2 separate regions of the Homo sapiens genome follow, and region 2 is linked to region 1. The links are chromatin contacts, found by Hi-C in ENCODE. All regions are on one chromosome and are shown on one strand. The core of a region is the stretch at or near the end of the contact, and the rest is flanking DNA. Distances in the headings are between cores, read along the strand shown. Region 1 holds the start of NPAT (nuclear protein, coactivator of histone transcription). Region 2 holds the start of BIRC2 (baculoviral IAP repeat containing 2).

Evidence for each region. A loop is a pair of places that touch in the nucleus more often than their neighbours do. Pooled maps may share reads with other maps.
Region 2: a loop to region 1 is called in a pooled map, with 6 times the contacts of the local background. The contact joins the promoter of BIRC2 here to the promoter of NPAT in region 1. A Hi-C loop is called at or near these places in 10 of 50 pooled maps.

Annotation. Positions count from the first base shown.
Region 1 is chr11:108,216,700-108,223,887 of GRCh38, reverse strand. NPAT (nuclear protein, coactivator of histone transcription) reads left to right here and starts at 1,250. Exons shown (of 18, transcript NM_002519.3): 1 at 1,250-1,388. The coding sequence starts at 1,352. ATM (ATM serine/threonine kinase) reads right to left here and starts at 821. Exons shown (of 63, transcript NM_000051.4): 1 at 702-821. RefSeq lists enhancers at 335-414, 725-884, 1,295-1,354, 4,330-4,831, 5,392-5,536 and a cis regulatory region at 5,464.
Region 2 is chr11:102,344,422-102,351,253 of GRCh38, reverse strand. BIRC2 (baculoviral IAP repeat containing 2) reads right to left here and starts at 4,040. Exons shown (of 9, transcript NM_001166.5): 1 at 3,878-4,040; 2 at 505-2,656; 3 at 311-410. The coding sequence starts at 1,399. RefSeq lists an enhancer at 3,419-3,488.

The sequences.
Region 1 (7,188 bases), core at 1-2,500:
ACACTTTGTGCCTTTACACGCATTTTTCCTTCCATCTGGAAGGCTTCTACCATCTGCCAAGGTAACACTGCGAGGTCTCACCACAAACTGAATTGATAGTCTCAGGCTGAGTTTGCAGAGAACCAAAGTCACTCCTCTACCATCAGAGTACTCCCCTATCACCACATACATTATCATCCACTGTAGTTGTCTTATCTGTACCTGGTAAATACAGCAGCTAACGCTCACGAGTGCTCACCACAGGTCAAGATTATCTCACTTATCTTCACAAGACAGTAGAGAGCGGCCACACGACTGACAGAATTCCAATTCCAGCCGTATGATTCCAGAGCCCAAGCTCTTAACCGCGAGGCTGAAGTTGAAATATCAATAAATGCTCGCTGACTAAAAGTACTAAATACGAGAGAGAGATCAAAAGATGACTAGTCAAGTCGCGTAGTTAAATCTGAACCCTAAGGTGACACAAAAAGAGGATGCGCAGGAGGCAGGGTTCAATTCAGGGCGTTTAAAAGGAGGAGGTTATTGGCCAAGTCCGCTAAGCACCCGGAGAGAGGCCAGGAAAGATGGAGTGAGGAGAGGGAGGAGTCAAGGGCCACTCTGGAGGGGTGCATGAGATTGGCGGTCTGGGGAGAGGACAGACTGGGTCGCACACGACTGAATTTCCCAGCGCAGAAGCCGCTGCGTTGCCTCCGCGCCCCTACCACTGCACTCGGAAGGTCAAAGTAGTATCAACCGCGGCGGTGGCTGCAGCGCAGATCCCGACTCCTCTCGCCTCCTCCCGCGGCCACGGCTTCTTTTCTCCGTTAGCCACGCAGCTACCTACTCCCGCTTCCGGTTCAAACCCTGCGTGACTGCCCAGCGCCCACTTCTGGAGGAAGAAGCAACGCCAAGCAGCCGCAGAGCACGGTATGCCCATGCGCATCCAGTATCACGCGGTCTCCGCGCTCAAAACACTGCCCCAAAACATTCGGCCCGTCGGAGCAAACGCGCCTGCGCCATGTCCACCAATGGCCAGCGACTTAGCGTTTGCGGCTCGCCCTTCGGCTCGGGCTCCGGGGCTCTCACCCACCCTCTTCGCCCTCGTCGTCCTCCCCGCCCTCCTCATCCCCGCCCCTCCAAGTCTGAGGACGGAAGTGACGACAGTTCCGAAGGCGAACGGAGGCGGGTTTCATTTCGGCGCCTTTCTTTCTCTGGCGGAAGCGATTGGCTGCCGTGAAGCGAAAGAGGCGGGACAAATTGCCGCGAGTTCAGTGCCGCCACTGGAACCAGGAGATGCGGCGCAGGAGCTGTCGCTGTGTTTGCTTTAACCTGAGTCTTGTTCCTTATTGTGGTTCCTGCTGTGGTTTTGATCATGTTGTTACCCTCGGACGTAGCCCGGCTTGTATTGGGTAAGCGCGGACGCGGGATGGAGGGTTATTGGACCCGGCTATGCTGGACAGAAGGACCTTTGAGGCCAAAGGTTTTCCCTTGGTAGGGAAGCTTTGGGGTTTTGCCTCCCAGCTTACGAGTTGAGACTGGCGGTGATTCTTCGTCATTCGGAGGTTCTGGGCAGTTTAAGCCTCTTTGTATGTAGATGCTCCTCTCTTCAGAGGCTGCGTGGCGAGGGGAAGCCCGAGGGGAAGCTCGGGGTGGAACACCTGGGGCGGATTCGGAAGGAAAGTCAGGCCTCCACACTTAATTAGGACCCCTGAAAGAGCATTTGTCTGCATGACGGACGGATTGCGTGTGCTTCAACCTTGGGCGCAATTTCCTTGGTTCAGTGTTGGGACCAAAATAGGGCAAATAGGGAGTTCCCCGGCCCCCCATCTTTGTAGAGAGACCTTCCTGGCGCCCTTCTAATAACCCGCCCTTATAACTACGAATTTGGGAGTAGGGGTGATCTTCCTTCTCCATCCTCCACGCAATACGTCGTCCAGTGTAGAGGTGTGAAATGCCAGTTGCATATTTTAAAACAGCAATTCCTGTTCCTTTGATCAGCGAAAAATTTCAGAGGGTTAATTGCCTTAAATTAGTTGAACGTTTTCTAGCCCTAGTTTTACCTTCATTTGAGGAGGGATTGTTTGTGGGTCACTTGTCTGTCAGGGTGTATTGTCTGTGTGAGAGACGGGTTTTGTTGTTGTTTGTCCCCTGAAAGAATAAAGAGGATTGTACTACAGGGGACGAGAGCCAGGTAAAGCTCAAAACCCGAGCCAGTAATTTACGGACGTCGTATGCGACGTCCCTAAAAGTAAATGGCAAGCATCTGTGATGAAACCTCCCATAGTATTCACAGCCATTACTACTATTATTTTATTGTTCGGAAAACCCATTTGTCTTGTGCCTCTTTTAAATGCCCAGCGCTGTCCACAAAAATGTTATTTGCGCAGGGCTCTTGATAAGCACATTTTGCAGGAAACGTTAAACGGAAATGGTTCCACCATCCATTTTTGAAGAAACTTAATGACAAGTTTAATGTTTTGTTAATGTCTGATTAATCTTTTGCTTAAGAATTCTGAGTTTTGGCAGTTTGGTAATCTAGTTGAGTTTCGGTAACTATAGTCTTAAACATGGTTTCTCAGCCTCAGTACTGTTAACATTTTGGGCCTCATAATTCTTTATTGTGGGGAGCTATCCTGTGCTCAAACATTGTAGGATGTTTAGCAGCATTCCTGGCTTCTATTCACTAGATTACAGTAGGACACCCGTTCCCCACCCTACCCTTACCCAGTTGTGATCAGTGAAAATGTCTCTAGATATTGCTAGTATGTCCCCTGGAGGGCAGAATCACCCCTAGTTAAGAAAGCCCTAAGAAAGCAGTATCATTTTCTAATTGAAATAATTCACATCGATGTGTGAGTATTCTTTCTCCACAAACCAGCTACTCTGCTGACTTCCTGCTTTTCATTTAATGGACAAAAAACGCCAGCCATGGTTTTCTTATCTTAAAAATCTTTGTCATTCACATTCCATTTTCACTGCCACCAATCCCGCAATGTGCCTGCCATTACTTCTCTTTTGGACTTCTGTCATGGCTTCCCAGACAGTTGTCCTCGCAATTCATTTTATTTACTGTTGTTACAAATCTCCCTGAAGCTTTCACACTATACCTTTTAGTCTGAAAGTTGAGATAATTCTATTCTTACTAAAAATTTCAGATGGGCAGGAGTATACAATACAAAAAAGCCTCCCCATGCCTAATGCTCTTACTTTTGTCGTTTATCATTTTACATCTTAAATAGATACATATCGTGTATATCTTTCTCATATGAGGTTTATTATTTACTCATGATTCTTTTCCTATCAGTACCCCCTCGCCATCTTCAGCTCCTCTTGTTATTGGTCCCTTCATAATGTTTTTTTTCTAGCAAATCTTTGGGTGCCTAGTATGTTCCAAACACTGTGCCAATTGCTGAACATAGAGAAGTTAAGTTTTCTCCCCTTAGTGTTCAGATAATTAGGTTTTTTTTAAATTCTTAAACATACACACAAAAAAACACTTTTCTGGACCCCACTAGACATTAGACACCCATTAAACAGAACATTCTGTCTTATGTTCTGTGTCACCCTTTCACAAGTCAAATTTATTCAAAGAACAATGAATTCCACTTAGTTGCTGTTCTTCACCTACCTTTTATCCTTCAGGATACTGCACTCTGACTTTTGCATCTCACTACTCCACTTAAGTAGCCCTTATTGCCTTGCTGGGATTTTACAAAATGTTGTGTGGGCCAGAATACATCAAAGTGTTTGTTGCCTCTGGGCCATCAGTTCAGTTTTTATCTATTTATTCAAGGTGCTCTGTGGAACTGATCCTACCTACCTCTCCAACTTGATCTCAACTTCCTAACATCTGTTTTATGCTGCAGACATGCCAAACGAATTGAAGTTTCTTTGAAAATTCTTGTATGTATTCTACTTCTCTTTGTCTTCCTAGTACACTTCTATTCAAGGTTCAGGTCATGCCTGATCTCTGAAACTTCATTCAGCAAGTACAGTCAGTACTTCTTAAATGTTGCCATAGCATTGTACTTCTGTTACAACCTTATCATGTCTCATTGTAGATGTGTGTTTACTTTTTTTTGATAAAATATACTAACAAAATTCAACACTTAAAAATGTATAGTTCTTAAAGCCCAAAACAATGAGTTTGTTGTTGTTGTTGTTGTTGTTGTTGTTTGTTTTTAATGTACAGATCAGTAGTGTTAACTATATTGACATTTTTCTGCAACCATCACTACCATCAGTTTCTGGAACTTTTTCATCTTCCCAATTTGAAACTTACTTGGTTTTTTGTTTTATTAGTAGTCTTAGTCATGGATGAATGGACAAGCTTCAAGAGTTCTGGGAGTCCCCAAAACTATCATCTGTGAAGGTTTTCTTGAATAGATTTGTTACCTTCTGTATGAGACAGCATGCAGTAAAAAAAGTAGAAACCATTCTGAGTATTTAACATGGAAAGATTTAATGAGAGAATTCGTTTACACTGGTGAGAGAAAAGCTAAGACGCCCAGCAGCTTACAACTAAGGCATCTCAGTGGTTAGCAACAGTAGGAAGCCACTATGCTAATGAGAAGGATAAGGAGAGAGGAAGCAATCAAGAGGCTGGTTTGACTGCGGAACGTGGAAGACTTGTCTGATGAGGGAGTGGTAGTCTTAGAGGAGACTCTACTGAGGCAGAAAGGGAATGGGGGAAAAATATGGCTGCTTCCTCCTGCCCTCCAGCCTCCCACCAGTGCTTCCTATTTACTGAGCCCAGCCAGTAGCAGGCCGACAGAAGAGCTTGGGGAACATTGCCTATATAGAGTCAAGCTTTATGTCATACAGTAGAGAGCGACAGAAGGGTCAAGAACGTGTTTGAGGTCAAACAGGACCAAAACTGACACACCCCTAACAGGTCAAGAGCTGCTGGTTCTATTCACCTTTATATCACCAAAACATAGATATTTAATAAAACATTTGCAAAAGTATGGCTCTGATTATGACACTCCTTTGTTTATTTAATAATATATGTACTCATTGCTGTCTAAAACTTTTCATGATCCTTACCCATTTTGTCTTTTCTGTTGTATCTCCAACTGTTACCCTTCATAAACCTTGTGCTGCATCCAAACTGGACATGTTCCCCAAATATGATTGCATATATACTTTCTGTCAGCTTCTTTGGGATTCCCAACCATCCTTCAGTACTCATCTGCACCTTCAAACATCACATAATTTCCAAGCTTAGTAGTGGTTTCTCCAGCCCCTCCCTTCCCATGAAGTGAGTCAGCTCTATTTTCTTACCATTTTTGCTTTGCATTACAGTTATTTGTGTATATATCTTCTATCTCCAAGTAAATTGTAACTTTATAGACAGAAACCTTGTCCCTGTTATTTGTGGATCTAGTAATATAAGACAACATAAGGTACGGCTTCCTAAGAATTATTTGCATGCTTAACGAACATTAAATTACTAATCTTTCTAGGAAATAATAAAATATGTGAAGGAGATGTTTTCACATAGCGTGCTTTACTATCTCTTGCTTGCTTTAAACCTCTCTTTTTATCTTTCCCTCTCTACAAGTAGGAAGAAAAAATACCCTTCATATAGTTAGGATCTTATCCTTTCTTCTCTTTTTCGGTTGTTTCCCCTTCAATTCATTTAGTTACTCATTACCACCTCCACTTATAATAAAAGTAGGCTGAAGATAATATTATGTTAAGAAGGAAACTCAGGCATACTTTCTTACCTATTCGGGGACCTTTGTCAGTAAGTTTACACAAAAAAATACACTTCTTTTATTCTTAAGTTGTTTTTAGGAATAAAAGGAAAAAACAGTAATAACTAATATTAGTTGTAGAATAACGATTTGTATTATACTGATAAGAGATGATTAGTGCCTAGTTTGTATTTTCTATTTTATTTATTTATTTCTTGAGACAGAATTGCACTCTTGTCATCCAGGCTGGGTGCAGCAGTGAGATCTTGGCTTACTGCAACCTCTGCCTCCCAGGTTCAAGTGATTCTCCTGCCTCAGCCTCTGAAGTAGCTGGGATTACAGGCGCTCACCACCACGCCCGGCTAATTTTTGTATTTTTAGTAGAGACTGGGTTTCACCATATTGGCCAGGCTGTTCTGGAACTCCTGACCTCAAGTGATCCATGCGCCTCGGCCTCCCAAAGTGCTGGGATTATAGCCATGAGCCACTGTGCCCAGCCAGTATTTTCATCATATTTGGATTTTCATTCATCTAACACCAGAGATTTAGAATTAATTTGTGCCTAAAATTTCCTGTTACCTGACTGAGAATTGGTTATAGTCAGATACTTAATGATGATAAATAAACATTTTGTAGGCAGATACTAATCATATATATATAGTAAGGCCTAATTTAATAGGTTCAATAGGTTCTTGAAAACTGCAACTTTAAGCAAAATGATATATAATCAAACTAATTTTACCATAGGCTAACTGATATATACAAGAATTTCTTCAGCATATTTTTGGTCACAAAAATATCACCACACTTGTAAATAAAGTCCAAAACACTTCTAATATTAAACATTGAAATACATGTAAGCTATATATACATTTAAGATGGATTAATAAAAACAAGATAATTACTTACCCAGTTAGTCCAGTTCAAGGTTGCAGGTAGCTAGAGCCTATCCCAGCAGCTTAGGGTGCAAGGCAGGAACTAACCCTGGGCAGGATGTCATTCTGTTGAAGGGAGCACTCACACGCCCACGTACACTCACTCATGCTCACACTGTAATAATTTAGACACACCAGTTAACAACGTGCACATCTTTGGAGTTTGGGAAGAAACGTGTACCTGGAGAAAACCCATGCAGGCATGGGGAAAATGTGTAAACTCCACACATACAGTGTCCTCAGCCAGAAATTGATTTTTTTCTCTCATCAGCAGTATAACAAAAACATTGAACAAAATGATGGTATTCGAGGACTTGCTATATAATGATCAGTGAACATGAGAGTAGTCAACTATTTACTACATTATTTTGGAACTTTTGGGACAAAAGTAAACCAGAATACATCAAATCTAATCTAAAATGAGAACTCAAGATTGCCAAAGTTGGGGCATGTTGTTAAGAGCAGAAGATAATGTATCCTAGATATTACTATTTTGAGATACATTATAACTTAAACACTTATTATAGAGGTAATCTAGCTTTTAACAGCCCCATCTCATGTGTGTGCTATACAGA
Region 2 (6,832 bases), core at 2,791-5,290, 5.9 Mb after region 1:
CTTACCTTTTTCTAACGTCTTTTTAATCTATTTTATATGTCTTTGTAATCCTTAAGTACTCTTTAAAAGAAATGGGAAATAAATAAAATGTACGGTCATACTTGTAACTGACTTACAAAAGTACACAGAAGACTGCAGAATATTTTTCAACAAAATAATTAAAGTTAAAATGTGATCTTTTAGAAGGATAATTCCCCAATGGCATAAAAGAGGCTTTGTTATAATTTAAAGGTAAACAAAATCATGTAGGCATGCCTACTTCTTTTAAGCACAGAGTTTTTTGTACAAATACCTTTTTCAAAACAATTACCTTGGAAACCACTTGGCATGTTCTACCCATGGATCATCTCCAGATTCCCAACACCTCAAGCCACCATCACAACAAAAGCATTTGACATCATCATTGCGACCTTCAGGAAAAAAAAGACTAAATATTGAAAACACGTATGTTCTAATATGTAAATTAAAATAAAATGATAAAATGTATAGTTATTTGCTTCTTACCCACATAATAAAAACCAGCACTTGCAAGCTGCTCAGGCTGAACTGGAACACTAGATGGCCAGTACATAAATGTTCTCATTCGAGCTGCATGTGTCTGCATGCTCAGATTTGAAATGCTAAACCTCAGAGTTTCTAGAGAATTTTCCAAAAATGGACAGTTGGGAAAATGCCTCCGGTGTTCTGACATAGCATCATCCTTTGGTTCCCAGTTACTGAGCTTCCCACCACAGGCAAAGCAGGCTACCCTATCTCCAGGTCCTATATAATAAAAACCAGCTCTTGCCAATTCTGATGGTGACAAAAAAGTTAATGGCCACATATGGTAGGTAAGAAATCTGGCTTCTTCAGTACTCATTGCATAACTGTAGGGGTTAGTCCTCGATGAAGAGATGTCTTCAACTGCTCTAGAATTAAGAGGGTTTGGAGAAAGGCTGGAGTAAGAACCACTGAACAAGCTACTATGTTCCAAGGTGGGAGATAATGAATGTGCAAAACTGTTTCTCATTGGAGACGTATTCTTAGAGGTGGATCCCAGACTAGCTGAAACCAGATTCTGAATAAAGCTACAGCTAGGATATAGCTGTTTATGCTTTTGAATAGGACTGTCTCCTAGTTTCCAGTTATCCAGCATCAGGCCACAACAGAAGCATTTGACCTTGTCATTCACACCAGTATAATAAAAACCAGCACGAGCAAGACTCCTTTCTGAGACAGGCACCCCGGCGGGGAAAGTTGAATATGTAGACATTCTGTAGAGTTCACAGGAAAAGTCATACTTCATTTTTTGTTTGTTGCTGTTTGTCCAATCTGACAAGATCGTGCTATCTTCCATTATACTCTTAATGTTTTGATACGAGGGACCTGGGAAAAGTCTTTGGGAGGCAGTTTTGTGCATGAGTAGGTGACAGTACTGTTTGATAGCTAAAACATTCACATGAAATTTCTTCACATGAACTAAGATTTTTACCACAAAAAGAAATCAATGATAGACTCTTATGTAGAATTTACTACACTTTCTTTACTGGATTTATCTCAGTTTATATTCAGGTAGGATGAGTATCTCTCTGAATTACCAAGATACTACTTAGAACACAACTCTTTGGGGTTGTAGTAACTCTTTCAGGTAACCTAAGTGCTATTTGTTCATAATCTTGAGTAATACTAACTTAAAGCCCTGAAAGGTGGATGCACTTCTGAAAATATTAAAACTCCTTGATTTTTCACAGAGATTTATATTAACAAAATTCTAAGCAACTATAGAATACCTAAATTATGCCTTTTATTTATATTTGGTTACAAGCTATGAAGCCTGAATAACAGACCAATTACTGATTATGCCACAAGGTAAAAAATTATATGCAGGCTTCTTTCCCTATAAGCACTTTAACATGACAACCCAAAAAATCTCATTTTATTCCAATAAACAAAAGTAATTAAAACCTTCATATGGTCACACTATTTAAAAGCTAAGTTCACACAGCTTATCATCATAGTATTTACTTAAGTGGGCTAAATTACTTCAGCTGACAACTTTTGGGGGAAGTCAATACCCACAAGCTTTGTTGAACCTGTGCCTGCTATAGTGCTTGATGTCAAATGAATTTGGCTTAAAGTTCAAAAACTGTAAACTCTATCTTTGTTAAATATCATTTGTATTTGTTTCCATTTCCTGCAGCATCATGTTGACTTTCTTCCTAACTTTGTATACCACTATTATTCTTGATCAACTGAAGGTATTTTCTCCATAAACTTAGTTAGCCATAAAATTTCCACAGCACACTTTTTACACTGCATTTAAAAACTAAATAACCTGTTCATCATTTAAGGACTATTCAGCTATAATTATCAGTCATGTTGTAAACATTAATCAATTTATCACAAGATAAAACTTGTCCTTTCTAGTGTTATCAGAAACGCCTAACAAAATATTGTACTACCAAAAAAGTACTGCTTAGCATAAAGTATCAGTAATCAACTCTACTAGCCTTCTTTCTGAAAACTCTTCAATGTTTTAAAAATATAATTCATACACAAAATTACACTCCATAGAATTCAAACTATATCCCTTTATAAAGTTTCGAGATCTCCATAATGGGATTTATTACTGCAGGGGGACAAAATAGGGATAGGGAGATTCTTCAGGGTTGTAAATCTGAAAAGAAAAAACAAAAAGTATTTTAGAAAACTGTATGTGCATGCCAAATAGAACTTACATACTCTTCAATTTATTCAGTAAAGTCTAAGAATAATTCACACTTTAGATAATACATCTTAATTCCAGCAATTTGTCACAACTTTCTAAATGAAAAAGCTATTAATTAAAATAAGTAAATGCAACATACTCCCCATAGCACTAACTATACGTGTCTTTAAAACGCACAACTTCAGAGACAGATGGAAATTTTCACACAGGAAACATTTTGTCCTTGCTCTCCTCCCCTTTTCTGGCCTAAAGGTAACTCTGGCACTCTGCTGGAGGCAAAGGCACATTGGTTAAAAAGACAGACAGACACTCCACTACACCCTGTCAGCAGCAGTACAGCAGGAATTAAGACAGCAACGTTAGTTTGTAATATCAAGTCTCTCCACGACTAGGAAAACTGCAGTAAAATGCACCACGAGTTCATTAATATAAACTCTTAAACTCTGCCATTCCCTTACAATTTCAAAGCAACGACCACAGAAAGCAACTCGAAAACAAAACCTAACACAGTGGCCTGTGAAACAGTGGCTCCGGCACTACGACCACTGGCATGATTGCTTTAATTACACCCGGTCTTATATCCTATCTTTAAATGAAAGATTTTTATCTACGTGCACCGCACTGCTGCATTCTCTTTACGCAAATTGCAGCTGGGCAGGGGATAGGATGGAAGGGAAAAGAATAGAAACTATGGGATTTACCCAATAATTTCCCAGAGTTGCTTCTCACAATACACAACAGACGACTACTGGAATGACAGAGCGCAGTGGCAACTATGAAATATGAAATATCGCCGCCACCGAAATATCTTCGTTTCAATGTATTACATTAAAAGAACGCCGAGGGCTAAGTTTAAAACCTTGCAAAAACTGCGAGAAAACATCTTGGTCAAAGTCCAAGGGCCAGAAGAGTGGGCGGCGGCCAGAGGCTTGAAAACAAGTCATTTTAAAAATCGCTTTGACTGCAAGTCTCGAAGTTGGGGCTTCCGAATCCAATAAAACCTTGGCGAGAGTAGAAAGCAGAGAGCCCCCGGCGACCCTCGACCCTTGGCCGAAGGGCCTCAGGCCCCGTCCTTCCTCGTTCGCCGCCACATCAGGGAAGTGGGCCCCCGCGGGCCCTCGCGTCCCCACCCGCCCCACGCCGCCCGAGCCCGGAAGGAGCAGCACTCACCGCAGTGCGGGCGCAGCAAACACGGAAGCTGCGCGGCTGCCTAGAGGCCTCCGCAGAGCCGGGAATCAGCGGCGCCGACAAGGAGATACGGCCCGCTCGGCTCGGATCAGCCCGGGCGCTCCCGAAGCCCGCCGCCCCATCCGGGCTCACTCTGACGCACGATGACGTCAGCGCGCCCGGCCGAGGACCAGCGTTAGCCGCCGCGCGAGGGCGCCCGGGAGGCTGGGGCCGGAAAGCGGAACCGAGAGCGCTTTCCGCCGTGCGGCGATGAACCTCCGGGAAAGACGCTGGGAGGCCAGGATGCCCGGCGCAACTGGACGCTCATCGGGAGTCACGGGGTCGGCCCTCAGGGGAACGGGGACTATCCGTATCAACTCGGTGTTTGTTCGTTTTCTTCACCTTGCGGTTTGTGCCCTCTCCACATTTCCTCTCTGTGTCTACCATTCTCCTGGGGGACGTGGCAAACCGTGAGCCGCTGCGTTTGAGTTTTGGGAAACCCTGCGGAAACGCCCTGGCGCCGGTGGTTTTGCGCGTCCTACCCTGTGTCACCTCAGGGTTATGATCTGGCCCCTGGCAAGGCTCCCCAAGTGTGATGCCTCCCCCCGTCCAGATGACTGCATTTTGAGGATGGAGTCAGTCTGGTGGCATTTTTTGCTTAAGTAAACAATTGTAACCGTTTGTGTAGCATCAGCGTTCAACAGCTGCCTGTGCAAATCGAAAAAAGCGAAACTTTGGAAACTAGGAAGCATCAGATGAATAATTCTGAAGACTTGATGTCAACGGGAGTATCTTGTTTTTAAACTTTTGGTTTTCTGTTCTGGAGACAAACAGTTCATATGCACTAAAGAAAAAAGTGTCATTATTTCAGATGCTCATTGCCAGCAAAGAGAACTGTATTGCAAGTCAGGCTTCACTCCCAGTATTTTCTGAATGTTTCAATAAAATGAAATATATACGTCTGCCTGTGTATTGGTGTACATGCACATATAATTGTACATAAACCAGAGAGGAGCCCAATTTTTTTTAATGCTTAGGTAATAGAAAATTTGTAAATAAAAACCCTTGGCTTTTGCTAGTCATGGACCTTTTGTATCCCCCCGCCATACTCCCCCAATAGTGCCATAGACACAGTGTCGTGCAGTAAATGTTTGTGGTATGACAACCAACGAACGACTTTTGAAGTTGACGCTCTTTGCCCGTTGAATCCGATGCTTGCTTCTCTCTGGGGAACTCCAAGGGGCAAATATTTAAAAAACTTCCAAATAGCAAGCCACTTAATTAGGGAGCCGGGGGAATTCCAAGACCCTGAACCATTTCCCATTTCCTGTCTGTGTCATTTCTGCCTGCCAGTCAGTCACAGAACAGGAGGTCTACTGTTCCAATGTTAATAGTCAAAGAAAGTGAGTGTAACAGTTTGTAATACAGAGAAAAGAAATGCCATGGCTCCCAATGACTAAAAACTTCCAAAAATGCACCTGGGGCTTGGTAGTAGTTTAGTATTTAGTTCAAGTCACTATTTCTCGGAAGGTTTACAGAACATTCCTAACACATGTGGGAAAATATATATAGCAAGAATTGTTCATTCTGAACTCAAGATTATTTCTCTTTTTCAGTTCTTGTCCTGACCAAAGCAGTAAGATAATGAATATACTTAAGTATAGGGGAAAGCTTGCATTTCAAAAACTCAAAAGCCTTAGATATTTTTAACAAAAAATATTTGTAATATTTACATATAATAAATAGTACCTCATAACTTTTAATCTTGTATAACTTTGTAGTCTAGTGTTACAGCTAGTTAATTCAGTTACCTGTTTATTCAGTTAATTTTTTTTCATTTTGCTAGTATAAAGTTGCTGTTAATCTTAAAAAAATAAGCTATGTATGTCTGCTGCAGTTGCCCTTCTAACGTTTTTCACATTTATGTAGAAAAAAAATTTACAGTATTTAAAACAATTTTGAAGAAGAAAAGTAAGATTGGAAGGTCTTGTCCTACCAGGTAATGAGTTACAATAAAGCCATAGTAATTGAGACAGTCTTGTATTATTAAACGCCCTAAGATGGACAATTAAAGGAAGGAGATACAGAGCCCCAAGAAGAGACCCATATCTATGTATTTGGGAATTTGATATACTGGCATTATGTATTAATGAGAAAATGATTAATTACTCAATAAGTAATGCTGAATGAATGGTTATTCTAATGGAAAATAAAATTAGATCACTACCATATACTATTTAAAAATCTCTGCCGGATTTTTTTTAAAAACCCTCAAAAGTAAACAGCCATCATTATGAATCCAGGGATTTAAAGAAGTTTGGTGAGTTGTAATCCACTGTAGCTATTACCACTATTAGTGCTCAAGTTGTTTATTTTAGGCCGGTGAGAGTTTACTCAGGTTGGCTCCTGAGTCTTTCTGATACTTTCCTAGTAGTCTTTGCTTTCCAGGCTCATTTTGTGTATTTCTTACTCCATACCCATAATAAGCCATTACTCCTAAGTGCCCTGGATCCTTTAGTGGGAAATGATATTTAAAGAGCATAATCTGGATGTCTCCTTTAAGCTGGCGCTGCAAGGAACAACAAAGAAACAAACAAAAAATGTTTGTCGTGTTGTTAATGAGTTTGATTGTTTCTATACCTGTTCAATGGACAGAGCTGGTTAGTATGGGTTTGTTTTGATTTGGTTTTTGTCTTTTAAATCAAATATATTATGAACTCATTGATACTTCCGATTCAAATTCAGGAAGTCAAGGTTTTATTTAACCTCTTTGATTACACATCTGTAACTCCCTTTATTTTGAAAATCCTTGGTCTCCCCTCTACTTTTTCCTTCCTGCCCTATAAGTAATGACTTAAACACTTTTTATGATTCATTTTTTCATTTTAAAAATGTAATTATGCATGTTTATACCTACCCTTTTCTTAGATAAACAGTAGTAGCACATTTTCTCCACCT